2 separate regions of the Homo sapiens genome follow, and region 1 is linked to region 2. A link is an interaction called in ENCODE POLR2A ChIA-PET data of the cell type or tissue named here. Cell type or tissue: Caco-2. All regions are shown on one strand. Each heading gives the region's core, and the rest is flanking DNA. Links, peaks and the distances in the headings are about the cores only. Region 1 overlaps LOC105374745 (a long non-coding RNA gene). Region 2 overlaps LOC100506639 (a long non-coding RNA gene).

The links. ChIA-PET counts read pairs that join two places held together with the same protein. Peaks named below come from ENCODE experiments on the same cell type or tissue, not always from the same donor. Only the 100,000 strongest peaks of a DNase experiment are listed, where the experiment ranks them.
Region 1: POLR2A ChIA-PET joins it to region 2 with 5 read pairs; 17 of 35 experiments call an interaction of 5 or more read pairs at or near these places.

The regions. Positions count from the first base shown.
Region 1 is chr5:42,953,005-42,969,111 of GRCh38, reverse strand. It overlaps LOC105374745 (a long non-coding RNA gene), which reads right to left. Exons shown (of 3, transcript XR_925964.3): 1 at 10,040-16,107; 2 at 8,600-8,788; 3 at 3,142-4,801. Among named protein-coding and RNA genes, the nearest start is that of FLJ32255, 32 kb to the left of the region's middle. In Caco-2, for the core only: no CTCF peak of the experiment used is centred there; no DNase peak of the experiment used is centred there.
Region 2 is chr5:43,068,538-43,084,644 of GRCh38, reverse strand. The region is part of intron 2 of LOC100506639 (a long non-coding RNA gene); the gene reads right to left. Among named protein-coding and RNA genes, the nearest start is that of ANXA2R-OT1, 9.2 kb to the right of the region's middle. RefSeq lists enhancers at 5,984-6,537, 9,831-10,330, 10,464-10,758, 10,331-10,832. In Caco-2, for the core only: a CTCF peak has its summit at 10,609 (motif pointing left); DNase peaks (open chromatin) are centred at 5,434, 6,884, 6,984 and 10,564.

The sequences.
Region 1 (16,107 bases), core at 4,441-12,440, 120 kb after region 2:
TAGGAAAAGAAACAAAACACTCTCAAATAGTATAAGCATAAAAAGATTTATTATGGGATAAAAGTCACTTAAAATCTGATAGAAAGGTGTAGACACAGATTTTAGGCTGAATGTCAGGGAATGATTTTCTGAGCCACATTACAAACTGGTTCCCTAAAAGAAGTTGCTGTCAGAAATTAGTAAACACTGTAATTAAACAATTCAATGAAAACTAAATCAAAACTTCCATCTTTATCTAATTACGTATCATGTTTGCCTAGAAGCCAGTAGGCCATCTTGTCAGAAGACTACAAGATTTTTTAGTCTAGATACCTCCCACTGAGGTCACTGATAGCCGTTATTTGCTTTCTCTCTGTCCATGGCTGTAATAAACTTTTTAAAAAATTATCATTATTATTATTTTTTATTACGCTTTAAGTTTTAGGGTACATGTGCACAACGTGCAGTTAGTTACATATGTATACATATGCCATGTTGGTGTGCTGTACCCATTAACTCGTCATTTAACATTAGGTGTATTTCCTAATGCTATCCCTCCCCCTTCCTCCCACCCCACAACAGGCCCCCGTGTGTGATGTTCCCCTTCCTGTGTCCATGTGTTCTCATTGTCCATTTCCCACCTATGAGTGAGAACATGCGGTGTTTGGTTTTTTGTCCTTGTGATAGTTTGCTGAGAATGATGGTTTCCAGCTTCATCCATGTCCCTACAAAGGACATGAACTCATCATTTTTTATGGCTGCATAATATTCCATGGTGTATATGTGCCACATTTTCTTAATCCAGTCTATCATTGTTGGACATTTGGGTTGGTTCCAAGTCTTTGCTATTGTGAATAGTGCTGCAATGAACATACGTGTGCATGTGTCTTTATAGCAGCATAATTTATCATCCTTTGGGTACATACCCAGTAATGGGATTGCTGGGTCAAATGGTATTTCTAGTTCTAGATCCTTGAGGAATTGCCACACCATCTTCCACAATGGTTGAACCAGTTTACAGTCCCACCAACAGTGTAAAAGTGTTCCTATTTCTCCACATCCTCTCCAGCACCTGTTGTTTCCTGACTTTTTAATGATCGCCATTCTAACTGGTGTGAGATGGTATCTCATTGTGGTTTTGATTTGCATTTGTCTGGTGGCCAGTGATGATGAGCATTTTTTCATGTGTCTTTTGTCTGCATAAACGTCTTCTTTTGAGAAGTGTCTGTTCATATCCTTTGCCCACTTTTTGATGGGGTTTTTTTTTCTTGTAAATTCGTTGGAGTTCATTGTAGATTCTGGATATTAGCCCTTTGTCAGATGAGTAGATTGCAAAAATTTTCTCCCATTCTGTAGGTTGCCTGTTCACTCTGATGGTAATAAACTTTTTTTTTTTTTTTTTTTTTTTTTTAATGGAGTCTTGCCTTGTCACCCAGGCTGGACTGCAATAGCTATCTCGGCTCACTGCAACCTCTGCCTTCAGGTTTCAAGCGATTCTCCTGCCTCAGCTTCCTAAGTAGCTGGGATTACAGGTGACTGCCACCATGCCTGGCTAATTTTTTGTATCTTTAGTAGAGACCGGGTTTCACCATGTTGGCCAGGCTGGTCTCAAACTCCTGACCTTGTGATCTGCCCGCCTTGGCCTCCCAAAGTGCTGGGATTACAGGTGTGAGCCACTGCGCCTGGCCAACTTTTTTTTTTTTTTTTTTTTTTTTTTAATTTTAGAGACTGGGCCTCTCACTCTGTAGCTCAGGCTACAATGCAGTGGTACCATAATAGCTCACTTCAGCCTCCAACTCCTGGGCTCAAGCAATCCTTTTGCCTCAGCGTCCTGAGTGGCTGGCATTACAGGTGGACACCACCACATCCAGGTAATTAAAAACTTTTTTTGCGTGTGTAGAGATGGGGTTTCACCATGTTTCTTGGGCTGGTTTTGGGATTCTAGCCTCAAGTGATCCTCCTGCCTTAGCTTCCCAAAGTGCTGGGATAACTGGTGTGAGCCACTATGCCCAGCCCATACTAAAGTTGTTCTAGTCTTAGAATCTTTGTAATTTATATTCTCTCATGATGGTAACTCCACCTTCAGATTTTTTTTTTTTTTTTTTTTTTTTTGAGACAGGGTCTTGCTCTCTTGCCCAGGCTGGAGTGCAGTGGTGTGATCTTGACTCTCTGCAACCTCCACTTCCCATATTCAAATGATTCTCCCACCTCAGCCATTGAGTAGCTGGGATTATAGGTGCGGGCCACCATGCCCAGCTGATTTATTTGTATTTTTAGTAGAGATGAATTTTCATCATGTTTGCCAGGCTGGTGTCAAACTCCTGGCCTCAATGATCTGCCCACCTTGGCCTCCCAAAGTGCTAGGATTATAGGTGAGCACTGCACCTGGCCCGGATTTTTTTTTTCTTTGCTTTGTTCGTTGCATTATTCCTATCAAAGTGGAAGTATCTCTGATAATTCTGTTTTTACTACACTAGCTAATATAGCATCCTCCTAGTTACCTTTCCATCTAACTTGCGTTAGGTTTCTTGATAGCATTTATCACATAAACACTGTCTTATTTATTTGTTGTCATGCTTCCTGCTTTATTTTTTTTCAGCCCCTGATTGTGTCAAACACTTTATGGCCAAGTCCATTTCTGCTTGTTGATCACTTATGTCTGGAACTTTGATCACTTTGTAGCACAATATAGACACTTACTATCTGTTAATGAAGAGACAATGTATTAAAAGGCCGGGTGTGGTGGCTCATGCCTGTAATCCCAGCACTTTGAGAGGCTGAGGTGGCAGGATTGCTTGAACTCAGGAGTTTGAAACCAGCCTGGGTAACATAGGGAGATTCCATCTCTGCAAAAATTTTAAAAATTAGCTGGGTGTGTGGTGTGCACCTGTAGTCTCAGCTACTTGGGAGGCTGAGGTGGGAGGATTGTTTGAGCCTAGGAGACTGAGGCTGAAGTGAACAGTGATGCCACCCCACTGCAGACCGGGTGACAGACCGAGAACCCATCTCATTAAAAATAAAAGTGAAAGAAAAAGAAAGAGTAGTCCTCAGAGCTCTATAACTGATTATAAACCACCTTAAGAAAGGATCAAAGTAAAACAATGATTGTGGATGACAAAAGAATTAGAACAGCCATGGTTAAAGACACAATTGACAAGGAAATTTGGTTGTATCTACGGCACATAACAATTTAATATAATAATCATAATTAGTTCTGATAACATATTCTAAGACATATCAGAATCACAAGAATCTCATACAATTTTGGAACACATACTAATAACACATTTATATAAATACAAGCCAAAAAAGTTTACACATCATTTCATATTTGATAACGAAGATTTTATTATACCAAGTAAGCCAAATATGTCTCTTTGGATTTCAGGGGATGTAATGTCAAAAAAATTAGTGAGACCAAAGCCCTGAATTTAGATTTAGATTTTGGAAAGTTTGTCAAACATCAAAGGTTGAAAACACAATATCACAAAATAGCATCACAGGTCATTGTAAAATAAGTCATTCATTTAGTCAAAGTGGTAACTCAAATATTTTAAAAACAAAAAGGCAAAAACTTTTACTCTTTGAGACTTACTTTCCCAAACAATAAAACCTAATAAAGACAGGATGAAGTCAATTAAATTTACAGACAAATCTATTAAATTTTAATAATCTTGAGTGTAAGATATAATTTTTGTAAACCTTCTCATAACCTTTCATAATTTTTAAGTAAGGAATGTGTTAATGCTCCAAGAAAACATTGTTAATCTGACACAGGGACCCACATGCTTGTCTTGCATCAGTGTTCCTTTGACATTAATGTTTAATTTATAGGCTGGCCACGGTGGCTCATAGCTGTAAAATCAGCACTTTGGAAGGCCTAGGCAGGCGGATATCTTGAGTTCAGGAGTTTGAGACCAGCTTGGGCAACATGGTGAAACCTTGTCTCTATAAAAATACAAAAATTAGCCAGGCATGGTGGTGCACCCCTGTAGTCCCTGCTACTTGGGAGGCTGAGGTGCCAGGAATCTTGCCAGGCAGAGGTTGCAGTGAGCCAGGATAATGCCACTGCACTCCAGCCCAGATGACATAGCTGGACTGTCTCAAAACAACAACAAATGCAACTGTTTAATTTATAGAGAAACTCTGAATTAATTTTATCTCTTAAAATGGATCCTTACAAGCTCACACACCCACTTCTTCTGCAATAGTCCCTGGGACTAGAGGGGTTGAATAGTTTTAATTTCTGGACCCATGTCTTATGACTGCAGCTTATTCTGATTTTCATCTTCTCCTAGGTCTGAAGATGAGGCTTCAATTGCTGTCAATGTTTAAGATTTAGCCAGAGTTGGTGACTTTTTTAGATCCAGGAGTCAAACCTGTGTGACTTAGTAGCACAAGGAGTTTAAAAGAAATACAGAAAGTTACATGGATATAATAACCTTAATTTTTACAAATCTTCCCAAAGAAGAAGTGTGGTGGGGAGGTTGGGGAGAAGAGGTTGAGGGAGGAAGCAGGTCACAGTTGAATTCTTGGCTGTTCCAGGATAGCTGGCACAAGTTTGGGGGCCACACAAGAAATAGAAAGTGAGAGGACAGGGCCTAGAATATACTGAGCTTAGGGCTTGCAGCGTCTGGGGCCTTGGGGCCTCTTCTGCAGAACCCTAGGCCTCTGGCACATGGGGAAGAAAGTGCTGCGCTATCGCTTGTGTCCAGGAAAACCAGGAACTCTTGGACTCAGGAGCCACGAGCTTTTGCAATTTTAGACTCTTCTGGCCCTGGGTGTTCCACATAGGTTAGGAACCTGGCTGGTGACATTAATCCTAGAAGCAGATTGCATATGAAAACAGAATTAATGACATTAACATCAAGTTCTATCATCTCATGTGAAAGCTATCCAGAGACAAATAGTTTGTCTCAGGGGATGAAAAGAAAAATTAGTACTGGGCCTATGAAGAGAAAGCTGTTCTGGGGGACCCTGGTTTATAGAAAGTTTATCATTTCCCCAAGTCAGATTGCTACTCCTGAGCAGAGACTGGAATTCTGTTCTGCTGGGAGAAAAACGCTTATGGGTGACTATCTGTAAATGAACATTTGGGATTTTAGTGAAGAGAATGCAAGAGCGGGTGCCCAGTTCTCTCTCTCTCTCTCTGTAAAATACACACAAAATTTACCATCTTAACCATTAAGTGTACAGTTCATAATGCTTTGCAACCATTGTCATCATCCATCTCCACAACTCTTTGTGTCTTCTAAAAGTGAAACTCTGTATCCTTTAAAGAATAACTCCCTACTTTCCTCTCCCCCATGCCAGGCAACCACCTTTCTGCATTGTGTCTATGATGTTGACTACCCTAAGTACCCCATGTAAGTGGAATCATACAGTATTTGTCTTCTTGTGCCTGGCTTATTTCATTTAGTATAATGTCCCTTAGGTTCATCTGTGATGTAGCATATTAGCATTTCCTTCTTTTTAAAGGCTGACTGTCTATATGTACCATGTCTTGCTTATCCTTTCATGTGTGAATGGACACTTGAGTTGCTTCCTCATCTTTGCTATTATGCGTAATGCTGCTATGAACTTGGGTGTACAAATATCTTCCTGAGACTCTGCTTTTAATTATTTTGAGTATATGTCCAGAAGTGAAATTGCTGGGTCATATGGTAATTCTATTTTTAATTTGTTGAGGAACTTTCTGTTTTCTACATTGGCTGTACCAATTTACATGCTTACAACAGTGCATACATAGGGGTTCCAAACTCCTTATATCCTTGCCAACTCTTATTATCTTTTTTTTTTTTGATAGTAGCCATCCTAGTGGATGTGCAGTGGTACCTGTATCTCACTGTAGTTTTGATTTGCATTTCCCTAAGAATTAGTGATGCTGGACATATTTTTTTCATGTGCTTATTGGCCATTTGTATGTCTTCTTTGGAGAAATGTCTATTTAAGTCCTCTGCCCATTTTTGAAATGGGTTGTTTGTTTTTTAATGATGAGTTTTAGAAAGTGTTAATTTATTCTGGATAGCAATCCTTCATCAGACATATGTTTAAAAACATTTTTTCCCATTGTAGAATTGTATTCAAACTCTATCAGTGGTTATTGGCAAGCAGTCTATTATCAGTGCATTCAGGGCTATTCATTCTTTCTCTACTCCCTCACCACACCCCATTGATCAGTTATTGTTTCAGAAACCAGAAAGTAAGAGGCAAGGGGAAAAGTACACAGGGGAATTTCTGGCAATTTTTCATCTTTAATGATTTTTCTCTTCCCCCCCCCACCATTTTTTTTAAACATGTGTTCCATTAGGGTCTTAACGCCTGCCAAAAAACATTTCTCTCTCTCTCTCTCTCTCTCTCAAGACGGAGTCTTGCTCTGTCACCAGGCTGGAGTGCAGTGGCACCATCTTGGCTCACTGCAACCTCCGCCTCCCTGGTTCAAGTGATTCTCCTGCCTTAGCCTCCAGAGTAGCTGGGATTACAGGTGTGCACCACCACGCCAAGCTAATTTTGTATTTGTATATGGTCTTGATCTCTTGACCTCGTGATCCACCCGCCTTGGCCTTCCAAAGTGCTGGGATTACAGGCATGAGCCACGGTGCCTGGCCGAACATTTCTGTCTTAAATGTATTTTTCTGACAACCCTCTTCCTGTCTGTTGTCCTATCTCTCAGACCTTAGAATGAGATCTTAGGTAAGGAGGTCTTACTAATTAACTGCACTGTTACTGTTCATTTTTTTTTGCTTTTGAAAACTAGGTCAGACGAAATTCAAGCTATTTAGAGAGAAGTACCACAGTTTCTCTCACCCCTACTTCACAAGTTGGTAACAATTATGAGACCACAAGTTGGTGACAACTATGAGAAAAATGATAAAACCAGAAAACCAGTGTAGTTAAATAAAAGCACATCAGTGCCTACAACATGCAACAAACTCATCAGTCCCTCAAGTGGTCCCTGTTTCATAAGCAAACACGAACTGGAGGTATCAGAATTGAGGATGAAATGGCAGAAGTATCATCCCGTGATTAAACATGTGAACACTAGCAATGCTCTTACAATTTACTATGAAATGACTGATGATTATTTTCTGGATATGATACAGCCTCAGAACAGTGAGGGAGGCACAGAGAATGTTGGTGACAGGAAAAGATGGAAAGGGTGAGGTGGATATCTTAGTTAATAAAGAGGTGGGGTGAAAGGAGTTTAGAAAGTAGCTTCCAGAGAAGAAAGTCTGAGCTTTCACGCACTACAGAACTAACACTGGGGAAAACTTAGCCCCCAGAATTGCTGGAAAGGAGTAATTAGAATAAAATCCTAGTTAATATTTATTATTTTAAATGGTGCTAGACTATGCTTAAGGAAGGATACCCATTAACCTCACTGATATAATGAGTACCGCAATTATATCTGGTTTTACTAACAATGGGAATGAAACACAAGGATTAAACTAACTTCTGAAAGTCAAAGAGGTGAGAAATTTGAACCACAGCAGGATCACGCCAGAATCCTAACATTTAAACCACCAGCCTACAACAGGCTAGGTATCTGATTTACCATGTCTGATTTCACCTTTGTCCCAGAACTCACTCCCATTCCAAGACTGGGATCCCCAGACCACAGAGGCACCTGTGACTTCCTTAGACTTCCAGGAGACACTGGATAGGAGGCTTAACCTTGTGTGTGGTTTTTCTGGAGTGGGAGGGAGGGGGTGGGAAAAGGAGGAGGGTTTCAGAAAACACTGGTGGTGATGACAGAACAATCTGAAGATGCTAGTAGAGACCCTTAACACACTCTAATAGAAAATGTCTTAGGCCTGCCAAAAGAACATTTTTCTCTTAAATGTATATTTCTGACGTCTTTCTTCCTGTCTGTTGTCCTATCTCCCAACCTTAGAATAAGATCTTAGGGAAGGAGGTCTTGCTAATTAACTGCCCTCTTATTGCTCATCTTTTTGGTTTTGAAAAGTAGGTCAGACAGGGCTGGGCGCCACGGCTAACACCTGTAATCCCAGCACTTTGGGGGGCTGAGGCGGGTGGATCACCTGAGGTCAGGAGTTCGAGACCAGCCTGACCAACATGGAGAAACCGTGTGTCTACTAAAAAATACAAAATTAGCCAGGCACGGTGGTACATGCCTGTAATCCCAGCTACTCAGGAGGCTGAGGCAGGAGAATCTCTTGAACTGGGGAGGTGGAGGTTGCAGTGAGCTGAGGTCATGCCATTGCACTCCAGCCTGGGCAACAAAGAAACACTGAAAAAAAAAAAAAAAGAAAAAAAAAGAAAACGAGGTCAGACAAAATTCGAGCTCTTTAGAGAGAAGAACCACAGTTTCTCTCACCCCTAGTACACAAATTGTGACAACTATGAGCCCACCCTGATTAAAGAAAAAGGTATAATTTGACAAGTCTGGAGAAACATAGATAACACTGGTTACTGCATAGAATCAGTAAATATGCTGACTCTAACTTGAAGCACTGTTTTGCACTATAAGTAGAACTAACTCTATAGAGGTTCAGTTTCTCCAGAGGATGATATGGTACTCTCAGCAATGATAACTTTACTTTAGCAATGATAACTAGGAACTTATGCTGCAGTGTAGGCTCTCTTTAAGTTGACTTACCTGGACATTTTCATAAGGAATCTCAAATTAGACTTTTAAAAGCGTCCAGATGCTAGGAAACCAAACCAGGATCTTGCTATCATACTTTGCCTGCAATACCTAGAGATTTGGATGAATTCTCCTTTTGTTAAGATTCTCCAAATATCCTGATGTTCCTGGTCCTGTCAGGAAGTGACAATTCTTACTCACCTGTAAGGAAAGGAACCCTTTTAAACCAGGACAATTTTTCATGTCTGAGTGTGTTTCTGTTCCTAAAAACCATGAAGAAAATAAAACAGTGATATTACATTCAACATGGTAACTCTAAATCCTTGTTCTACCAGTAGAAATATAATATCTCTAGGGATTAAGCCCAGTCTCCAGAATTTACCCAAGACCATAGGAAAATAACATCCAGATGTTTTTAAAAAGCACCCACAGGATGAGCTGAGGGTCTCTCAGTATACAGGAAACTGTCACAAAGTGTGCCTTCTTTTCTTTTGAAGCAGTAAAAGAAGTTCTCATAATTCCTGAGGCTCTGCTCAAAACACATGAGATATGGCCCAGCTTTATAGTTGTTGTCATGCTACCTTACATGCATGTAAATCTGTTAAGGCTAACTCAATTAGTGTTCTCTCTCTCCACTGGGTAGTCAGGGGCCTTTTCGTGGTCAGGATTGTTTTATTTCTCCCACAGTGGATATATTCTTCTCCTTTCTTTCCTTCTAAATGGATTATTCTTAGAAGCAGTCATAGTCAGGGCTTCCCAGAAGATGGTTCCATGTGATCAAGCAAACAGTTATGTTCAGGGTGGGTTCAGTTCGTAGAACCTAATGTTCACACAAGTAGTAGAGGATTCTCTTTTTAAAAAAGATGGTCGGGTGCCGTGGCTCACGCCAGTAATCCCAGCACTTTGGGAGGCCAAGGCAGGTGGATCTCCTGAGGTCAGGAGTTCAAAACCAGCCTGACCAATGTGGCAAAACTCTGTCTCTACTAAAAATACAAAAATTAGCCGGGCATGGTGGTAGGCATCTGTAATCCCAGCTACTGGGAGGCTGAGGCACAAGAATCACTTGAATCTGGGAGGTGGAGGTTGCAGTGAGCCGAGATCATGCCACTGCACTCCAGCCTGGGCGACAGAGTGAGACTCCAACTCAAAAAAAAAAAAAAGAATAAAAATTTACAGTACAAAATTACAGACCTGTTCGAAGGACTCCTAAAAGCTAAGCTTCCTTACCTGCATGGTTAATTTGCCTGTGGCCCTGCATGATACCCCACATGGGCCAATGAGGTAGCACAGCATTGAATTGCCCCTTACCCCTTCCTGTTCCACTTCCCTCTCTTAAATTCCACTTTCTTAAAAAAAAAAACTACTTTTGAATTAAAAAGTCTCACATAAGTTTTCACTTTAGCTAATGCTTCCTAGGGAAGCCAGACCAATAAAATATGCTGCTCTGCTTACCTTATATGCTTTGACTTTTTTCCTCTGCTGTCTGAATCCCCAATAATTCAATCTGTATTGAAAAGATAATGAGGATGCCTACAAATGTGGAATGATTCAGATTAATATTGACCTTTGAACAGCCTGAATGAGACCTCTTGCCAGAAATTAAAAAGTCTGCTTGAGTGGGGCAGAAAAATACATTAAAAGGCCTTTTTAAGTATCAAGCAAGTATGAATATTTGTAAGCCCATTTTGTTTATTACTCTTGTCAATTTCCCATTTTTGGTCAGCCAATGTCTCTCATGATCACAGATGTTAAAAATTATGAATAATGCATTAGCATACTGAATCCAGCAATATATATATTTTAAAAATACATCATGACCTAGTGGGATTTACTCCAGGAACTCGCATTTGAAAATCAATCAATATTATTCACCGCATTAACAGTAAAAAGAAATAAAACCACATGATAATATCAGTAGATGTAGAAAACCTTTTTAAAAGTTAACCTCTCTTCATTATTAAAACAAAAAATATCTTAACAAATTAGAAAAAGTGGATTCCCTTATTTATTTAAAAGTGTATCTATAAGAGACGTACGCTTAATATTCCACTTTGAAAGAAAGAAAAATGTTTTACCCCAAAATATATTTCTTTGACATATTTTGAGATGGCTGTCAGAGGCAGCAAAAGAAGTAGCCCTGCAATGCCATCGTGCATTGATATATACAGGCCTTCTCTTTTCCAGATGTAGGAAGGATTAATGAGAGTCTGACACCTTTAAAGGTCTTAAGGAAACAGTTCTCTGAGGGATGCTATCTGTGAGGTTTCATGTACATAACAAGACTACCATTGCTAGCAGACCTCATCTTCTCTCCCTCCTATAACCAGTTCTGCCATGATCCACTTCTTTCTGTAATCTCAAGATGATATATAAGCTCCTGCACCTCACTGGGGGTTTGGGCAATTATACATTTTGTATGTGTTTTCTCCTGTTAATCTTCTGTTTTTGCAAGTCGATTTTACAACAAACTTTCAGAGTGCTAAGAGAAAGATTTCCCTTGGCCCCTAGAAATTTGGTGTTGTAAGCAGGAACCCAAAGGTTGGCTCTTTTGGAAGCCCACAGTTAAGGAAAACCAGGAGCTAATCAGCCAGCCTAAGGATAAGAATTTCTTACCAGTCAGATTCCAGGCCCCTCTCTGTGGAATTTGGTCAAGTAGACAGTAAATATCACTCTGTTCATTTTTCCTGTCCAAAATTTTGACTGATGGGAGAAAAGGATTTGTGTGACCAGTGCTGGTGTATTGACTATGGTGTACTTTCTGGTACTTTGTGGTAAGAATCATATTGTTTCATCCATTTCCTCCTAGAGTAGTCTTTTCTTTGTCTTTCTCTTTCTGTGTTGTTCTGTCATAAAGAGGTGTACAGGTTGAGGTTTTTCTCTCATCTCGTTTTGTTTTGTTTGAGATGGAGTCTTGCTCTGTTGCCCAGCCTGGAGTGGTTTGGTGCGATCTTGGCTCACTGCAACCTCTGCCTCCTGGGTTTAAACAATTCTCCCACCTCAGCCTCTCAAGTAGCTGAGATTACAGCTGCGTGCCACCACGCCTGGCTCATTTTGGTATTTTTAGTAGAAACGGGGTTTCACCATGTTGGCCAGGCTGGTCTCAAACTCCTGACCTCAAGTGATCTGCCCACCTTGGCCTCTCAATGTGCTGGGATTACAGGCGTGAGTGTTTTGTTTTGTTTTTTAAGAGATAGCGTCTTACTCTGTCACCCAGGCTAGAATGCAGTGGTGCAATCAGAGTTCACTGCAACTTCAAACTCCTGGGCTCAAGCCATCCTCCTGCCTTAGCCTCCCCAGCAGCTAAGACTACAGGCACATGCCACCATGCCCAGCTAATCTTTTAAAAATATTTTTATAGAGATGGGTCTCCCTACATGCCCAGGCTGCTCATGAACTCCTGGCCTCTCAAAGCACTAGGATTACAGGTGTGAGCCACCATGCCTGGCCTGAAATAATCAATACGCCAGAGGTATATTGATATATTGGCATACTGGGGTGGTGTATTCTGGTGTCTTACAGTCGCATTTTGAGGGAGTGTGTCCAGAATAATCAACTCAGAATTTAGGTTGCTATCTTGAACTGGAGTGTTAGGGAGAAGGGACACAGTAAAATCACACGTACCCCTATGTTAGAAGATGGGCCTTAAATTTACACTAAAAGTTGATTTAACACTGAATGGTAAAATTACATTTATCTATTCAGCCACAGGCAGAGCTGTACAAACTCATACTTCCCTAAGTGAGGGTGTGTATCTACAAAATGGAAATGAGAAGCAAGCCCAGTACAAAGCATGTGCTTGCCGCAGTTTTCAGTTGAGAATGAAATCAGATAAAGCACAAAATACAGTTGGCACAGTGTCTGTCACAAATAATGATTTTTGTGCCATGAACCACTCAATATGTGAGGAGAAGTAAAAGATGAGGCAAGAAGTGGAAAGTATTTATGATAAATTGAACCTTATAAAAAACCAGAGGAGTGAGGAATATGATTTTGCCACTTGCCCAACCATTTCAATGTATTGAACTACATTGTGAAAAAACAAATACAATCATATAGAAGTCAGGAGTTCAAGACCAGACTGGACAAAATGGCGAGACCCCCTCTCTACTAAAAATACAAAAAAATTGCTGAGCATTGTGGCTGGTGCCTGTAATCCCCGCTACTTGGGAGGCTGAGGCTGTAGCGGGAAGTCAGGGACCCCAAAAGGAGGGACCGGCCGAAGCCATGGCAGAAGAACGTGGATTGTGAAGATTTCATGGACGTTTATTAGTTCCCCAAATTAATACTTTTATAATTTCTTATGCCTATCTTTACTGCAATCTCTAAACATAAATTGTGAAGATTTCAAGGACACTTATCTCTTCTCCAATCAATGCCCTTGTGATTTCCTATGCCTGTCTTTACTTTAATCTCTTAATCCTGTCATCTCGTAAGCCGAGGAGAATGTATGTCGCCTCAGGACCCTGTGATAATTGCATTAACTCCACAAATTGTAGAGCATGTGTGTTTAAACAGTATGAAATCTGGGCACCTTGAAAAAAGAACAGTATAACAGCAATGTTTAGGAAACAAGAGAGATAACCTTAAACTCTGACCGCTGGGAAAAAGCCAGGCGGAACAGAGCCATATTTCTCTTCTTTCAAAAGCAAATGGAAGAAATATTGCTGAATTCTTTTTCTCAGCAAGGAACATCCCTGGGAAAGAGAATACGCACCTGAGGGTGGGTCTATAGATGCCCCCCTTGGGTGTGGCCGTCTTCTATGGTCGAGACTGTAGGGATGAAATAAACCCCAGTCTCCCATAGTGCTCCCAGGCTTATCAGGAAGGGGAAATTCCCGCCTAATAAATTTTGGTCAGACCAGTTGCTCTCAAAACCCTGTCTCCTGATAAGATGTTATCAATGACAATGGTGCCCAAAACTTCATTAGCAATTTGAATTTCACCCCGGTCCTGTGGTCCTGTGATCTCGCCCTGCCTCCATTTGCCTTGTGATATTCTATTACCTTGTGAAGTATGTGATCTTTGTGACCCACACCCTATTCGTACACTCCCTCCCCTTTCGAAAGTCCCTAATAAAAACTTGCTGGTTTTACAGCTTGTGGGGCATCACAGAACCTACTGACATGTGAGGTCTCCCCTAGACACCCAGCTTTAGAATTTCTCTCTTTTGTACTCTGTCCCTTTATTTCTCAAACCGGCCGATGCTTAGGGAAAATAGAAAAGAACCTATGTGACTATTGGGGCAGGTTCCCAGATATGAGGCCTCAGAATAGCTTGAACCCGGGAGGCAGAGGCTGCAGTGAGCTGAGATCACACCACTGCACTCCAGCCTGGGCAACAGAGCCAGACTCTGTCTCTAAATAAATAAATAAATAAATATTAAAAAATTACAACTCCAATCTCCATGCTATTTCTAAGAGGTAAATAAACTAAAATGGCACTTAAGGTTTAAAATAAAGCAGTGGATATCTGAATTTAATCAATTCTAGAGTAAATTTTTTCTCACTTTAGTGTCTCTGAAACAGGTATATATTTTTAAATGGGTAGCCTCCTACCATTATGATACTTTAATTTGCAGCATTTTCTCCTGTTAATGGTATACTAATAATGTCTCAGGTGACCCCTTCTTAAAGAGTTCCTAATCTCGGCTGTATTTTTATTTCATTTTATTTTTTGAGACAAAGTCTCAGTCTGTCACCCAGGCTGGAGTGCAGTGGTGCCGTGAAGGATCATCGTTCACTGCAGCCTGGACCTCCTGGGCTCAAGAGATCCTCCCACGTCAGCCTCCTTGGTAGCTGGGACTACAGGCACCCGCGACTGCATCCCGCTAATTTTTTAAATTTTTTGTAGTGGCACGGTCTTGCTATGTGCTTCGGATGGTCCTGAACGCGTGGGTTAAAGTGATCCTCCCGCCTGGGCCTCCCAAAGTGCTGGGATTACAGGAGTGAACTCTGGCTCCCGCTCAGCTTTGTCACTAAAATGCTCTGCTGGGTGGAAATGAGGAGTGCGAAGCAGTGGGTGGGGCTTTTCTTTTACAAAGGCTCCGCCTGGGCTGTTCCTTCTGGTGAAGTGCTTGTAACTTTTTAGGTGGAAATGATGCCATTTTTCCTTTGTTCTCCCGTTCCTAAGACCAGGGATGAGCGTTCCCGCATCATCTCCCAACCTCACCCTGATGATACCATGCAACAAACTCCATCCTTTTCTGGTTGAACCTGGGCAGAGGACAGGTCCAGAGGAGCCTAGAAAAGGGCCTTCACAGGTCAGGAGATCCAATATGAAGTCGCAATTCTCACCCACTCCCAAGGCATTTGCCTTGATCTTCCCCTCCCACCATACTATGTCTGCTAGCTAGTTTCTCCCTGGTATTTGAGGATCCTCCAATTGCCTCGTGGTCTTAGGATCATCGTTAACTGCATCCTGGACCTCCTGGGCTCAAGAGATCCTCCCACCTCAGCCTCCCTGGTACCTGGGACTACAGGCACCCGCGACCGCATCCGGCTAATTTTTAAATTTTTTGTAGTGACAGGAACGCTCCCGGTAGGGTCTGTAGGTCTCTTGTGAGGATTTCATGCGGATGTGTAGATTTTTCGGGAAATGTGAAAGCTTAGGGAAAAGGGACGTTTTTCTTCCGGGCAGAGGCAGTTCCATATTTCCTATGGGGAAGGAGTTTTTAGCTCCACTCTGACTGAAAAGTAGGAAAAAGAGGGAATTCAAGCGCTTGAAAATTCGCCTGCTTTGCATTTCCCGAAAGACAGAAAACGTCAGTGATCCATTTCACAGATCAAGGGTACAGAAAAGTGTAGAGCAGTTTGAGATGTTTATTGGGCTTGGAGAGGTAGCGGACTTTTGCCATCATTCCCACCTTCTGAGCTGGAGTCTTGCCGTCCATTTTTCTCTCCTGCTCTCTTTCATCTACTATCCCCAAATATCAAGGATATCAGACAGTTAATCATCAGAATAAAGGAGCGGTTCCCACAGAGTTACATCCCGCAGAAGAGGTACGGGACCGAGAGAGTGGGGGGTCAGGCCTGAAGTCGAGGTCAAAAAACGCTGTGCCTTTCATTATCCTCGGAAACCTAGGCCGACTTTCCAGTTTGGAAGGGAAGAGTTGTCCGCCCCTTCTGTAGGATCCTGAGAGCTCTGGACGGGGAGGAGACTCTGGGACCGAGGGGTGGCCTGGGAGAGCCCCGCCACGGAGGTTGGAAGGGTGTTTCCTGCGTAGGCAGCTGTTGGCAATCAGAATGGTTTTTACTTTGTTCCTGCAACCAGCCCCATCCGCTTGGTTCTGGGCCCCTAAACTGCCTCCTCTTCTCATGCACTATGCACTGGGTTGAACGCAGCAACAATACAGACTTCCCTCCCAGCACGGTGGCTCATGCCTGTGATTCTAGCGCTTTGTGATATTAGTCCGCCCAGGCGGACGGACTGCTTGAGCTCAGGAGTTCGAGAACAGCCTAGGCAACAAAACGAGACCCTACAAAAACTACAAAAAATTAGTCGGGTGTGGTGTCGCGCACCTG
Region 2 (16,107 bases), core at 3,559-11,558:
TTTCTCCAAAATTTGGAAGCTATTCGTGAGTATTCTTAATTTATGGCAATATAGTTATTTGCATACACAGTAAGAATCTGCTTTCTTTTGTAACAGCTCACAATTGGATATACTGGTTATTTTACCAAGGCTTTAACTGGAATGATATATTTTTGGATATGACCAGACTGCTTTGAGCAATTTAGGTTGTCTTCACAGAGCAAATAAAAAGCCCCTTGGAAAGACTGGCTTGGTGCCTCATCTACATGGCTCCCTTACGAGGTTCCTGATGATCTTGTGGTAAGTAAATAACATCACCTTATGACAGGCCCAGGACTCTCCAGATATTTTGGGAACCTCAAAAAGAGAGGAATTCACTGGTTTTATACACACATATTTTACACAGTTTTATACACTGGTTTTATAAGCACAGTCTGATGGCAAATCTTTGGCTTGGCTTCTCAGCTTTAAGAAGCTTTTAAAAGTGTAACCTGAGATTCCTTATGAAAAAGTTCTAGTGGCCAAGCACAGTGGCTCATGCCTGTAATCCCAGCACTTTGGGAGGCCGAGGTGGGCGGATCACCTGAGGGCAGGAATTCGAAACCAACCTGGCCAACATGGCAAAACCCCGTCTCTACTAAAAATATAAAAATTAGCCAGGTGCGGTGGTGAGCGCCTGTAATCCCAGCTACTTGGGAGGCTGAGGCAGGAGAATTGCTTGCACCTGGGAGGCAGAGGTTGCAGTGAGCAGAGATCGCGCCATTGCACTCCGGCCTGGGCAACGGAGAGAGACTCCATCTCAAAAAAAAAAAAAAAAAAAAAGTTCTAGCAACACCAACTTAAAAAATGCCTACATCACTAATCACTATTCTTGCTATACTTTATGCAAAGAATCAGGCCAAATATAGTAAGACTAAAACATTTTACAAGTAAATTAGTCTTACTATGATTTGTCTTTGGTATAAATGAGAGACTAAAGAAAGAAAAATTGCGGGGGCCGGGCACGGTGGCTCGAGTCTGTAATCCCAGCACTTTGGGAAGCCGAGGCGGGTGGATCATGAGGTCAGGAGATCGAGACCATCCTGGCTAACATGGTGAAACCCCGTCTCTACTAAAAATACAAAAAATTAGCCAGGTGTGGTGGTGGGCGCCTGTAGTCCCAGCTACTCAGGAGGCTGAGGCAGGAGAATGGTGTGAACCCAGGAGGCAGAGCTTGCAGTGAGCCGAGATAGTGCCACTGCACTCCAGCCTGGGCAACAGAGCAAGACTCCATCTCAAAAAAAAAAAAAAGAAAGAAAAATTGCATTTCAGAAAAAACACTATAGTACACCTGTTATTAGACTCTAGCCCTGCCCATTGTTTTTGAGTTTTTGTTATTTGGCTACAATTTAGACCAAATACTAAATATTTTTGTCTCTACAAGTCTCTGAACTGATGTTTCCATTTTTCTTGGTTAGACTCACTAAAGATTAAAATTGTGCTTTTTCTTAAAGCCCTGCCAACTGAAGTTAGGCAATATAAACTTCAGGAAAAATCACCAGAGCAACTTACATATAACAGCTAGGAAGGGCAAATAAAAATACTAGGACCCCAAATTCCCTAAGTTGAAGGGAAAAGTCAAGCTTGGACCCAAGTCACATAAAATGGCCTCTTATTTTTTCCTCTAAATAGAGAGCTACAAAGACAAAAGGCTATATACCATCTTCAGTTTGCTCACAAGGAAATTTCTTGTGGACCTTGATATCTGTACCCTAAAATAGTTCTGTTGAATTTCACCCTAACAATGTAAATTAACAGCTTATCTTCATGGGTACTGGACAAAGGACAGAACTAAAGGACATCCCTCCACCCACCTGAACCTAAAATATACCCAATGTACCCCTGAACCTAAAATAAAAGTTCAAAAAATTGATTAGATTCAGATGTATCTTTGTCCACTCCTTTATTTTCAACTCTTTTTATCATTTTACTTTATGTCTTCAAAATAGCATAGAGTTTGAAGCTATAATTTCTTTCTCTCTTTTCTCTCTTTATTTTTCAAGAGATGAAGTATTACTCTGTCACGCATACTGGAGTGCAGTGGCATGATTATAACTCATTACAGCCTTTAACTCCTGAGCTCAACCAATCCTCCTGTCTCAGCCTCCTGAGTAGCTGGGACTACAGGTGTGTGACCCCATACCTTGTTGTAGTTTACTTAATCTATTAATGCAATTGTACTTATCTTTTCACAGGGTAGTTCAATACACTGAATGATTGTATAAGTGGGAAAAGTGGCATCCCCCTTGTCCAGTTTCTATAAGGTACAATTATACCTGAATAACTTTAGTTTCATGTCTCATCTTTTAGTTCTCACCACTAAACTAATGAATTATCTGGTTGTAGAGTTTGAGAGGGGATCTACACATGAAAAGTTTGGCCCCTCACATTCCACCCTCTTTTATTAAGCCAGCGCCTCCTGGAAAACTGTGCTATGCTTGCTTCTCCATGCCCCACATTTCATAGACACACAGCCTCACTTGAGGAAACTTGAGGTTGTGTAACTCTTCCTGAGGCTGGATAGATAAATGCAATTCTGCCGTCAAGAGGTCCATTTTTGGTGTTAGCATTAGGCCCATCTTCCAATTTAGTTTATTGTGTGTGATTTTCCTGTATCCCTTATTTCCAACCCTTCAATTCAAGATAACCATCCACAGTTGGTTATTTTATTACTAAATTGAATATTCTGTTGTTTACCTTTTTACATAGTTTTATTTTTATCAATATGTATCTACATATTGTGTGTTTTTGTTAATTTTATAAAATAAAACTGTGTTCTGTGAAGGGAAATTAAACTTTGGGACCCCAAACTCATTTAGCCAAAGGGAAAAGTTAAGCTGGGAACTGGGTCACACAAACCTGCCTCCCGCTTTTGATTCCTAAATAAGATGGCTACAAGATGAAAAGCTACATGCCTCTCCCATATTTTGCCCACAGGGAAATTCCTGGTGAGCTGTTAAAACTTCACCATGGCAATGCAAATTGATAGCTTATCTTTACATGTGCAGTCACCCTGCTCGCCAGACACAAATGCATATCTGATTGTTCCCTCTACCCCATTTTGTCTGTTATCTTATGTAAAATGCAGATTCCCCATATTTTTCCTCTGCCCCTTTGGTTTATGTGAAAACTGTGCGCTTCTCAATATCCTGCCCTTTCCCCTTTAAATTTGGAGCCCTCAAAATCATCATCAGAGAAAGGCATAGACCTGTCTCCCAGGCATGTCCTTAACTTTGGCAAATAAACCTCCTAAAATGATTGAGACTTATCTTGTCATTTTCCTCAATTGACAGTTCTATGTAGTCTTTTAAACTTTTTCTCTGAATATTATGTTGCTATAATGCAGCCATGATTTTGAGTAATGTTGTAGTTTATTCTGATTTTTGTAAAATATTCCGTTCTGTGAATATAATATGTTCCTTTCTATCCGCTCTCCTATTGTTGGAGTTTTAGTTCCTTCCTCCTCAGCAAATTTTTGTTACTGTGAACAGTACATATATGGACATTCTCTTCCATGTTTCCTTGTGTGCATGTGCAAGAATTTCCCTTGGATATAGACCTAAGAATGGAATCAGTGGCTTATGAGATATTCCTAAACTTGTTTACTCTATCTTTCCATTTTAACAGGAAAGTTCTTACTTCTGTCTTATTCTTTGTAGACTACCATTGAATAAAGGCCTCAATCAACCATCCATACCTACTGCAGATTCTTCTAGATGCTGATGTATGCGGAACCCAGAATTTCTATTCTTGGCACCCATATAAGTAAATTTTATTTGTTCTGCATTATGTTCTAGTTTTCTTGATATAGCACTTTAAAAAATCATTTTCATACAAATTCATATGGTTTCTGCAAATATAAATTAACTGTCTCTTGCAACTGTTTTGATATGTAAGCAATGACACCCAAATTCAGATTTCATTGTTGTCCCTTAGGGGTATCCTAGTATCTGACTCTAGTTAGGGGGTTAGAATTAGTTATACTGGCTATGAGACTTCTGTTGAATTGACATTCTTTTAGGAGCTGTCTCAAGTAAGAGCTTTCTAGTATCTTCAAACAAAAAAAAGGACTCACCTACTCAGACAGAAAGTCTATTTTTTAAAGGACGCTTAGAGAGATTTGTGGGGTTCAAGGTTATTATATTTATAAAGATCTACCCAAATTTACCCCTTTGATTTCAGAGTCCCATTACTTGCTAATCAATCCCATTGCTTATACATAAAAGATATGGTAAAGGTGAATTCACCATATATATATAAAATTTAGAGACAGAGTCTCAATATATTCTCTAGGCTGGCTTTGAACTCACTTCCAGCAATCCTCCTCTGGCCTCAGCCTTTTGAGTAGGTGAGACAACAGGTATGTGCCACCCTGCTTGGCCTTCACCTTATATTGTTTTTTTTTGAGACGGAGTCTCACTCTGTCACCGAGGCTGGAGTGCAGTGGCGCAATCTCGGCTCACTGCAACCTCCAGCTCCCGGGTTCAAGCAATTCTCCTGCCTCAGCCTCCTGAGTAGCTGGGACTATAGGCACATGCCGCCAGGCCTGGCTAATTTTTTGTGTTTTAGTAGAGACGGGGTTTCACAACGTTGCCCAGGCTGGTCTCGAACTCCTGAGCTCAGGCAATCCACTCGCCTCGGCCTCCCATAGTGGTGTAGTGGTGCAGCTCACCATAGCCTCCAACTTCAGCCTGGGTGCACTTCAGCCTGGGTGACAGAGCAAGACTCTGTCTCAAAAACAAAACAAACAAACAAAATTTTACATTGGTTTATTAAAATAACATAAGCTATTGTTGGCTATACATTTTTCTTTATGTCACTAATTTCAGGAAAAAGAAGGTAATGAGTGAGACTCACATTGCCCAACTTGTGGTAACATTTTAGGTTATTAGTCTGGAAACAACAGGAAAGAAAAAAAAAACCACCAAAATTTATTTATTTATTTAGAGATGGAATTTCGCTCTTGTTGCCCAGGCTGGAGTGCAATGGTGCGATCTTGGCTCACTGCAACCTCTACCTCCTGGGTTCAAGCGATTCTCCTGCCTCGGCCTCCCGAGTAGCTAGGATTACAGGCGCCCACCACCACACCTGGCTAATTTTTTGTATTTTTAGTAGAGATGGTGTTTCACCATGTTGGCTAGGCCGGTCTCAAACTCCTGACCTCAGGTGATCCACCCACCTCGGCCTCCCAAAGTGCTGGGATTACAGGCATGAGATACCGCGCCCGGCTCCAAATTTATTTTTTGCTTATTTATTTTTTATTTATCTTAACTTTTTTAGAGATGGGTTTTCTCTCCGTTGCCCAGGGTGAAATGCAGTAGCCTGATTATAGCCTGCTGCAGTCTCAAACTCCTGGGCTTATGTGATCCTCCCATCTCAGCCTGCTGAGTAGCTGGGATTACAGGCAAGAGCTGAGTCGCCGCCCCTGTCAAAATGCCTTGAAACAGTTATTCCTGGGTATGGCTGAGAGGGATATGACTGAAGGCTCTTGCTCAAGTCTCTCTGAGCCTGATAAATTTTGCATACTTTACATTCCTCAGGCTGCTTTGAGCCACTTTTCTTTCTTACCCTTAATGTCCATCTGATTGTGGTCAAATCCATTGTTCTAACTCATTTTAGAAGCAGAGTACCTTTGTAGATGATGAAAAAACCCGACCTCTACCTTCTTAAATTCAGTGTGTAGAGCCTGTCACTTTTTTTTTTTTTTTTGAGACAGAGCCTTGCTCTGTCGCCCAGGCTGGAGTGCAGTGGCACAATCTTGGCTCACTGCAAGCTCTGCCTCCGGGGTTCACGCCATTCTCCTGCCTCAGCCTGCCGAGTAGCTGAGACTACAGGCGCCCGCCACCACACCCGGCTAATTTTTTTTTTTTTTTTTTTTGAGACGTAGTCTCGCTGTTGCCCAGGCTGGAGTGCAGTGGGGCGCAATCTCGGCTCACTGCAGGCTCCGCCCCCTGGGGTTCACGCCATTCTCTTGCCTCAGCCTCCCGAGTAGCTGGGACTACAGGGCCCGCCACCTCGTCCGGCTAATTTTCTGTATTTTTAGTAGAGACGGGGTTTCACCGTGTTAGCCAGGATGGTCTCCATCTCCTGACCTCGTGATCCGCCCGCCTCGGCCTCCCAAAGTGCTAGGATTACAGCCGGGAGCCACCGCGACCGGCCCACGCCCGTCTAATTTTTTGTATTTTTTAGTAGAGACGGGGTTTCACTGTGTTAGCCAGGATGGTCTCGATCTCCTGACCTCGTGATCCGGCCACCTCGGCCTCCCGAAAGTGCTGGGATTACAGGCGTGAGCCACGGCGCCCAGCCCCAGCCTGTCACTTAAACTGATAAACGACAGATTAACAGTAGAAAAATTTTATTTTGCATACATAATGAGGCTTCACAAAAGAGAAGTGAAAACCCAAGTAGGAGTTTAGGGCTGGGGGCTTATATACCATTTAACAAGGGGTGATAAATTGTGAAGAGAATAGAATAGTCAAAGGGAAAGGAAGCTTTGCGATTATCGATTATAGGGGGAGGGAGTAAACAGTGAGAAGGTGATTAGGAAATGTCTGGCAAGTACGGTTTGTTATGCAGTTTCAAGTCCTCTCTGGTGATAATACATGTCCTCAAACAAGCATTGTGGGGGAAAGAAAGAGAGATCAGACTGTTACTGTGTCTATGTAGAAAAAGGAAGACATAAGAAACTCCATTTTGATCTGTACTAAGAAAAATTCTTCTGCCTTGAGATGCTGTTAATCTGTAACCCTAGCCCCAACCCTGTGCTCGCAGAAACATGTGCTATATTGACTCAAGATTTAATGGATTTAGGGCTGTGCAGGATGTGCCTTGGTAAAAATGTTTGCAGGCAGTATGCTTGGTAAAAGTCATCACCATTCTCCAATCTCAAGTACCCAGGGACACAATGCACTGTGGAAGGCCACAGGGACCTCTGCCCAAGAAAGCCTGGGTATTGTCTAAGGTTTCCCGCCACTGAGATAGCCTGAGATATGGCCTTGTAGGAAAGGAAAGACCTCCATCCCCCAGCCCGACACCCATAAAGGGTCCGTGCTGAGGAGGATTAGTGAAAGAGGAAGGCCTCTTTGCAGCTGAGACAAGAGGAAGGCATCTGTCTCCTGCTTGTCCCTGGGAATGGAATGTCTCAGTGTAAAACCTGATCATATATTCTATTTACTGAGATAGGAGAAAACTGCCTTATGGCTGGAAGTGAGACCTGCTGGCGGCAATACTGCTCTTTACTGCACTGAGATGTCTGTGTAAAGTCAAACATAAATCTGGCCTATGTGCACATCCAGGCACAGCACCTTTCCTTAAACTTATTTATGACACAGAGTCCTTTGCTCACATGTTTTCCTGCTGACCCTCTGGCCACCATTACCCTATAGTCCTGCCACATCCCCCTCGCCAAGATAGTAGAGATAGTGATCAATAAATACTGAGGGAACTCAGAGACCAATGCTGGTGCAGGTCCTCACTTGCTGAGCACCAGTCCCCTTGGCCCACTTTTCTTCCTCTATACTGTCTCTGTGTCTTATTTCTTTTCTCAGTGTCTCGTCTCCACCTTGCAAGAAATACCCACAGGTGTGGAGAGGCAGGCCCCCTTCAAGTATTAGAGTAGAAGAGTTTCCTTCTCTTCCAGGTAGGGGAGAGGTGGAAGCTTTTATAAATGCAAATTTTTTTACAAAAGCAAAATGTATGCCCTGCTTTTCAGCAGGAAAGGGAGGTCAGAGATCCTCATATGTCTGCTATTTCTAATTTCTTTTTTTCTCTTTTTTTTTTGAGATGGAGTCTCGCTCCCATCACGCAGGCTGGAGTGCAGTGGTACGATCTTGGCTCATTGCAACCTCTACCTCCTGGCTTCAAGCAATTCTCCTTCCTCAGCCTCCTGAGTAGCTGGTATTACAGGCGTGCCACACCACGCCTGGCTAATTTTTGTATTTTTTTTTTTTTTTTTTTTTTAGTAGAGATGGGGTTTCACCATGTTGGCCAGGCTGGTCTCGAACTCTTGACTTCAGGTGATCCACCTGCCTCGGTCTCCCAAAGTGCTAAGATTACAGGCATGAGCCACTGCACCAGGCCTGCTATTTCTAATTTTTTAACTGCTCAAAATAATCCATAGGCTAAAGTGGCATATATTGGGGTGGCACATCCTGATCCCCTTTACATCCCAGACTAACTCTGATAGAGATTCTAGCCCTCCCTGGGCTCATTAGAAAAGAAGCTCTAGGCACATTAGAAACATCTCAGTCATTTAAAATTCTCTAGCCTAGGAAGGTTCAAGTTAAGCCTTCCAAACAATTGGAGTTCACTGCGGCCTACCATCTGCAACTTTTTCATGCCATACACTCATTTCTGATGGGCACATCTAATTCTGTCTTAAAATACAAGACAATACTGAAGACACACAAACCTATACATCCAACTTAGACTCTGATGCTCCATGGTTGGATTCCTTCTTATTCACTGAACAGCTCTTTTGGAAGCCCTCAGACAGCTCTAAATCAAGCCTGCCTCTCTTTAGGGATTCCTTATCTTGGTTAACAATATCTAGAAAAACACTCTGTTTAATACAAGTAAGAAACTTGGACACAGTTTTATCTTTTCTTGCTTCCTTTCTTACTTGCTTTCTTTCTGTCTCCCTTCCCTTCCTCCTTAACTATAACCCTAACTCTAATTATATCCATGTGAATATTTCAGGCTATATTACTTATCACCATCTACATATGCACTCCCCTTTCTGGGATAAGTTGTATCTTTGCTTTCACTTTCCTCAGCAGAAGTTTCTTGGGTATGTCTATCCAGAAAGACACTCTCTGTGTTCCCCACATTTTCTGGGAAAGAAGAGACTCTCACAAGGCCTCTTAGTGGTTCAAATTAGCACCATCATAACATTCATGGATTCGGGATACACTGTGTAACTGGAGCTCTGCTTTCACAAGGCCAGGTTCATACTTGAAAGATTCTCCCCGGGGACCCAAAGCTTGAAGGGATGAGTAACTCCCCCCTTCTCAGGCCCAGTCCCAAGGCACAACGCCACTTGCACCAGCAGCGTGTGTCAGCAAGATAGCAGAAGCAGGAAGAGAGCCAGCCGGAAGACACATTCCCTGGCCAGAAGACACGTACCCCTGAAGATCGAGAAAGAGGCCGTCGCGTACTACATAGCAGTCATGTTAGACTGGGACACTTCCTGTTTACAGAGGACTATAAACCCCCTGTACCGTCCTCACTTGGGGCTGATGCCATTTTAGGCCTCAGCCCACCTGCACTCACGTGCTCATTAAAACAGCATGTTGCTGCTCCACACCACTTCGTGTTGTCTTTTGGCGTGCTCTCAGGGTTTGAACCAACACAAGAACCTTACATCTAGTGCCGAAACCGGGGAGGGGCTCTGGTCCACATCCCCCATGGACCTACCCCTCCACCCTGGAGAACAGGCCACAGCAGCAGGACAAAGGAAGCTCCTCAGCCTCCAGTTGCCTCTCTGTGCATGCACATTGGTCACTGGCCTTGCCTATTGGTAAGTTTCCCTAGGAGCCCAGTTAACAAGGGAAAAGCCACATGGCCTCTCTTGGTGTCTACGGTCCAAAAATCCAATGTCGGTCCAGCAAGGCTCCGGCGTGTGCCAGGTACTCGCTGATCATCCCATCACCTGGTCTTAGGGAGACGCCTCTAATCCATTTGATCCCGTTCCAGGAATGAAAAAGGCAGCGGTGATGATGATTGCTCCTTTTGTCTCCCTCTGGCCGTCCAGGACGGTCTCCTTTTTCCCTGTTCTCCTGAGCCTACCCTCTGTTATGGGAAACTCCCGGTCCTCCCTTCCAAAAAACAGCCCTCTAGGCTGCCCCATAAAAAACCTGCAAACCTTAGGCCTCAGGCAAAATATCCACCCTAAGCGCCTTGTCTTTTTTTGCAATTCAGTCTGGCCACAATACGAATTGGATAATGGGTCCAAATGGCCCGCAAATGGAACATTCGACTTTACAGTTTTAACTGAGTTAAGCAATTATTGACAACGACTAGAGAAATGGGGAGAAATTCCTTATGTCCAGGCCTTTTTGCACTCAGATCACAACCCGACCTCTGCAATTCTTGCTCACCTGTTCAAATCCTTCTCCTCCATTCTTGCCACCCTGATTGTCTTTCTCCTCCCAACCCTACCTCTTTTTCCTCGTTAGATCCAGCAGACTGCTGTCCACCCCTCCCAACCCCTACCTCTTCCTCTCAATCGTCTTCTTTAGCCCAAGCCTCCTCGTTGTCTTCTCAACCGCCATCTTCCCAGCCACCATCTTCCCAGTCAGCAGTATCTGCTTCTTTTCCTACACCGCCCCCTCCTCAGGACAATTCTAGTATTGCCTGTACCCATTCTCCTCCCCTACTGCCTTCTCCTGAGGCTTGTAAACCCATCCCACCACCTTACGCCCCTATCTATCCTCCACTACCTGTTAACTCAATCCCCCTTTCCCCTTCAAACACTCAGCAGGAACCACTTCCAGGTTCTTCCTTCTCTCCCATCCACACTTGTTCAGGTGCCATGTTTGGCCATGCCCCACCCTTACTTTAGTGCCTGTGCTAGAGTGCCCTCTTCAGGAAGTAGCAGGAACTGAAGGTATTGTTAGAGTTCATGTTCCCTTCTCCCTCACTGATTTCTCTCAAATTAACAAAAGACTGGGTTCATTTCCAGAAGACCTGACCTCTTATATTAGGGAGTTTCAGTACCTTACCCAGTCTTATGAACTAATCTGGCATATCCTCTACGTTATCCTCTCTTCCACCCTCACCCCAGAAGACCGGGACCATATCTGGACCCTAGCTCAGGGGCATGCTGATCAATTTATCACCAAGCTCCTGCCCAGCCTACTGGCGCACAGGCAGTCCCCAACCAGGACCCCCACTGGGATTATCAAGACAGGGCCTCTGGACGCTACCATTGAGACCACAATTGTGTCTCCTTGCAGGACTCAAAAAGGGTGCCCATAAAGCGATAAACTATGAAAAACTTTCAGAAATCCCCCAAGATCCTGACGAAAAAACAGCCCTTTTTCTCTCTTGTTTAACTGAAGTCATGAGAAAATATACCAACCTAGACCCAACCAGCCCAGAAGGAACCACTATTTTAAACCTTTAGTTCATGTCCCAATCCACCCCGATATTCGGCGTAAGCTACAGAAGCTTGATGATGGCTCTCAAAACCCACAACGAGACCTTCTTAATTTAGCCTTCAAAGTCTTTAACAATCGTGATGAGGAAAATAAAAGGCAAAAACATGCAGAGTTTCAAATGCTTGACTCCGCCATCCGGGGCCCTGCAGGCCCACAGGGCCGCAGCTCCACACAGAAGCCTCCTAGCAATCCACCTCCACCTGGCGCATGTTTCAAGTATGGCAATGAAGGCCACTGGTCTAGACAATGCCCAAACCCAGGTAAGCCCATCAGGCCATGCCCCCTCTGCAGAGGACCCCACTGGAAGTTGGACTGTGAGCGGCCCCCACAAGGACCACTCCCATCCCTTCCTGAGCTGGCCAAAACCTCCTACTCGGATCTCACTGGCCTTGCCACTGAAGACTGATGGGGCCCTGGAATGGACGCCCCGGCAACTACCATTGCTTCATCTAAGACAAGGGTAACCCTGATGGTGGCAGGTAGGCCAGTATTTTTTCTTATTTAATACCGGGCAACCTACTCTGCTTTACCTAATTTTTCAGGACCCACCCAGTCCTCCCAAGTCTCTGTTGTGGGAATTGACGGGCAAGTCTCCAAACCCCGAGCCACCCCTCCACTCTTCTGCTCCCTGCATACCTTTTCCTTCACTCACTCTTTTTTAGTCCTGCCCTCATGCCCAACTCCACTCCTAGGCAGACATCCTTTCAAAAGTCCACACTATTCTCCACTTCCACGTTCCCCATAGTACCCAACACATCAACCCATCCCCTAGCCCCATGCTTACCAAACTATCCTTAAAAAATCCTGTCTTAAGAATTCTCAGCCTGGCCGGGTGCCATGGCTCATGCCTGTAATCCCAGCACTTTGGGAGGCCGAGGCGGGAGGATCACCTGAGGTCGGGAGTTTGAGACCAGCCCGACCAACATGGAGAAACTCCATCTTTACTAAAAATACAAAATTAGCTGGGCGTGGCGGTGCATGCCTGTAATCCAAGCTACTCGGGAGGCTGAGGCAGGAGAATCGCTTGAACCTGGGAGGCGGAGGTTGTGGTGAGCCAAGATGGTGCCATTGCACTATATAGCCTGGGCAGCAGTACGAGTGAAACTCCGTCTCAAAAAAAAAAAAAAAAAAAAAAAAAAAGAATTCTCAGGGAGGTGGATTTGGGAATGAATTCCTGTCCTTCCACTTGGCCAGCCCTGCAATTATTGAAGTCTTTCTTTGCTGCAAAAAAGCTGCTGTTCTCAGTGCATTGGCCTTTGTGGACAATGGGCAAGATGAAACCATTGGGTGATTACACCCACCCTACCCAAAAAAAGACATTCTCTAAAAACTGTCATATCTTTTATCTATTCTTCTAAAGGACCATTTATCTTCTAAAATATCATTTGTGGCTGGTGCAGTGGCTCATGCCAGTAATGCCAGCACCTTGGGAGGCTGAGGAGGATGGATCACGAGTTCAGGAGATCGAGACCATCCTGGCTAACACAGTGAAACCCTGTCTCTATTGAAAATACAAAAAATTAGCTGGGTGTGGTTGCGGGCACCTGTAGTCCCAGCTACTCGGGAGGCTGAGGCAGGAGAATGGCATGAACCCCGGAGGCAGAGCTTGCAGTGAGCCAAGATCACGCCACTGCATTCCAGCCTGGGCGACAGAGAGAGACTCTGTCTCAAAAAAAAAAATCATTCATATTTCCATAAGTGCCCCTCTGCCCCTCCCCATCTCCTTAATGACATAGGATGTTTCTCAGCAACTTTGCCAGCCAGAGACCTCTGGCTGGCGATGCCCTACCTAGGCCTTGCTGGAGCCCAGGCTAACCACAGGAGATGCCCCATCTACTCGGTTTGCTGGGCTGTGCCTGGCATGTCCTCTGGTGCAGATCCTGTGGCCACCATGACTGTGCACTCAGCCCCTGGCAGGAGGGGTGTGTGAGCTAGTGAGTGTGGGGTTCCACTGGTAGCTCCAAGCACCAGCACAGGAGCAGGCTCTGTGTGGGACTTGTGGCTGGACCAGGCATGTTGCAAGTGACTCCTATGGTGGACTCTGGCATCCAGATGAGGGGAATGTGATGGCACCCAAACAGGGATGCCCGTGACCCCAAAGCCCCAGAGTGGGTGTTACAACATGCTAATAGCTCTTTCAGTCCCGCCCTCTGCAGCCCGAAAGATGTCAGCGTGTTAACAGCTCTGTCAGTCCTGTGGTCTTGCTCTGGCCTACAGCTCCAGGGCTGGTTTGGCCCAACAGCTGCTTCCCGTGTTACAGCCTTCTTTGTACCCGTGTTAGGTGGATCCCGAGTTGTTGTCCTGCATCCAAGAAGAATGAGGTTATGCTGAAAATCAAAAAGTGAGGAGGGCAGAGAGGAGTTTTATTGAGCCACAAAACAGTTCTCAGTGGAGAGGGGATTCGAGGATGGTTTCCCACCAGAAGTTGGGTGGTCTCTCTCCCAATGTGGCAGGGTCTGGGGCTTTTATAGGCTCAGAATGGGGGAGTGCATGCTGATTGGTTTGTGCATATGCAAAAAAGGCTAAAACAAAAGCACCACTCAAAGGTGGGCACAACTGTGTAAAAAAACAATTAGGGAAGGGCAGGTATATGTAAAATAGGTGAAGTGTGGGGATCAATCAGAGGAAAGTGCACTAAGTGAAGTGTGTGGATCAATCAGAGGGAAGTGTGCTAAAGGGGAAGAGAGATTCTTAATCCGGTCCATGGATTTACTGGAGACTTGTAGCTTGGCTTTCATGCTTTAAACTGTCTTTGGTTTGAAGGTGGGGTTTCACCAGGGACCCACCCTTGTCTCCCTAGGATTTGTCTGCCTCCTGCCACTATCATTAAGATGGTATCTAAAGTCTCAAATTTCACCACACTTTTGGATATTCAGTTCTTTCTATGATGCCTCCATGCACATTAGATTAAACATTAAAAAACTTGGCTGGGCGCGGTGGCTAATGCCTGTAATCCCAGCACTTTGGGAGGTGAAACCCTGTCTCTGCTAAAAAATAAAAAAAATTAGCTGGACATGGTGGCGGGCGCCTGTAGTCTGAGCTACTTGGGAGGCTGAGGCAGGAGAATGGTGTGAACCCGGGAGGTGGGAGCTTGCAGTGAGCCACTGCACTCCAGCCTGGGAGACAGAGTGACACTCTGTCTCAAAACAAAAAAATAAAAAAATAAAAAATAAAAAACTTATATTCCTTTTCTCGTGTTAATCTGCCTGTTGTCAGATGAATTCACAGCACTCTCTGCCCAGCCACTGAATCTAAGAAGGTGGAGAAAAAGTATCTCCTCATCTATGCTGGAAAGCATGAATGTGGATTCTTGCTTTTCTAATCTATGACTTGCATAGCTTCTGTGCAACATCCTGACTTCCCAGACAATTCACCTGTGCATACCACTTCTGTGTAAAGACTATCCTTGTTTTTTTTTTTTTTTTTTGAGACAGGGTCTTGCTCTATCGCTCAGGCTGGAGTGCAATGGCGCGATCTTGGCTCACTGCAAACAAGCTCTGCCTCCTGGGTTCACGCCATTCTCCTGCCTCAGACTCCCGAGTAGCTGGGACTATAGGCACCCGCCACCACGCCTGGCTAATTTTTTGTATTTTTAGTAGAGACGGGGTTTCACCGTGTTAGCCAGGATTTGTATTTTTAGTAGAGATGGGGTTTCACCGTGTTAGCCAGGATGGTCTCAATCTCCTGACCTCATGATCCGCCCACCTTGGCCTCCCAAAGTGCTGGGATTACAGGTGTAAGCCACTGCGCCTGACCAGTCTTTTTTTTTTTTTGAATGTTTAAAAATGTTTCCATTTTGTGCCACCTTCCTTTAGTCAACAATAACCCAAGTTTTGTTATTATTAGTTTATTGGTTTAGCCAGATTTATCTTGATGAAATTTTACAAAAATATACTTTGCGGCTGGGCACTGTGACTCATGCCTGTAATTCCAGCACTTTGAGAGGCCGAAGCAGGTGGATCACTTGAGGTCAGGACTTTGAGACCAGCCTGGCCAACAGGGTGAAACCCTGTCTTTACTAAAAATACAAAAATTAGCCAGGTGTGATGGTATGCACCTGTAATCCTGGCTGCTTGGGAGCTGAGGCAGGAGAATAACTTGAACCTGGGAGGTGGATGTTGCAGTGAGCCGAGATCGTACCACTACACTCCAGCCTGGGGAACAGAGCGAGACTCCGTCTCAAAAAAAATGCTTTTCTTTATTCTTTGTTTCTTCTTCTATATGACAAACAATGAAAGAAAGTATTAAAGGCTGGGCATCATTTGTGGTTTGTGTCCCACAGTTTGCATTCCAGATTTGATCTGGTGCCTAGAACCTGCATACACTTAGCATTGCCACCCAGCACCCAACTCTACCACATCTGTATTAGTCTGTTCCCACACTGCTATGAAGAAATATCCAAGACTGGGTAATTTATAAAGAAAGAAGTTTTAATTGACTCAAAGCTCTGCATGGCTGGGGAGGCCTCAGGAAACTTACAATCGTGATGGAAGGCACCTCTTCAGAGGGCCGCAGGAGAATGTGTGCCAGCAGGGGAAAATGCCAGGCAATTATAAAACTATCAGATCTCGTGAGACCCACTCACTAACACGAGAACAGCATGGGGAAAACCAACCCCATGATTCAATTATCTCCACCTGGTCTCACCCTTGACACATGGGGATTATTACAATTCAAGGTGAGATTTGGGTGGGGACACGGAGCCAAACCATATCAGCATCTCTCCTGATTTTCCAAATGCAAATGTCTTATAGTCTCTTGCTGAGGAATATACAGTTGCCGACTTGCCCTTTCTCTGACCACCCCACACAAACACCATATTGGAATCAGACAGAATCTGAATGCCGGAACTAGAATGCCTCCTCCTTTAGGGAAGTAAGCTCCATAACTCCTGTCCACATTCCTAACCTGGAAGAGTGACCCCTTCCCT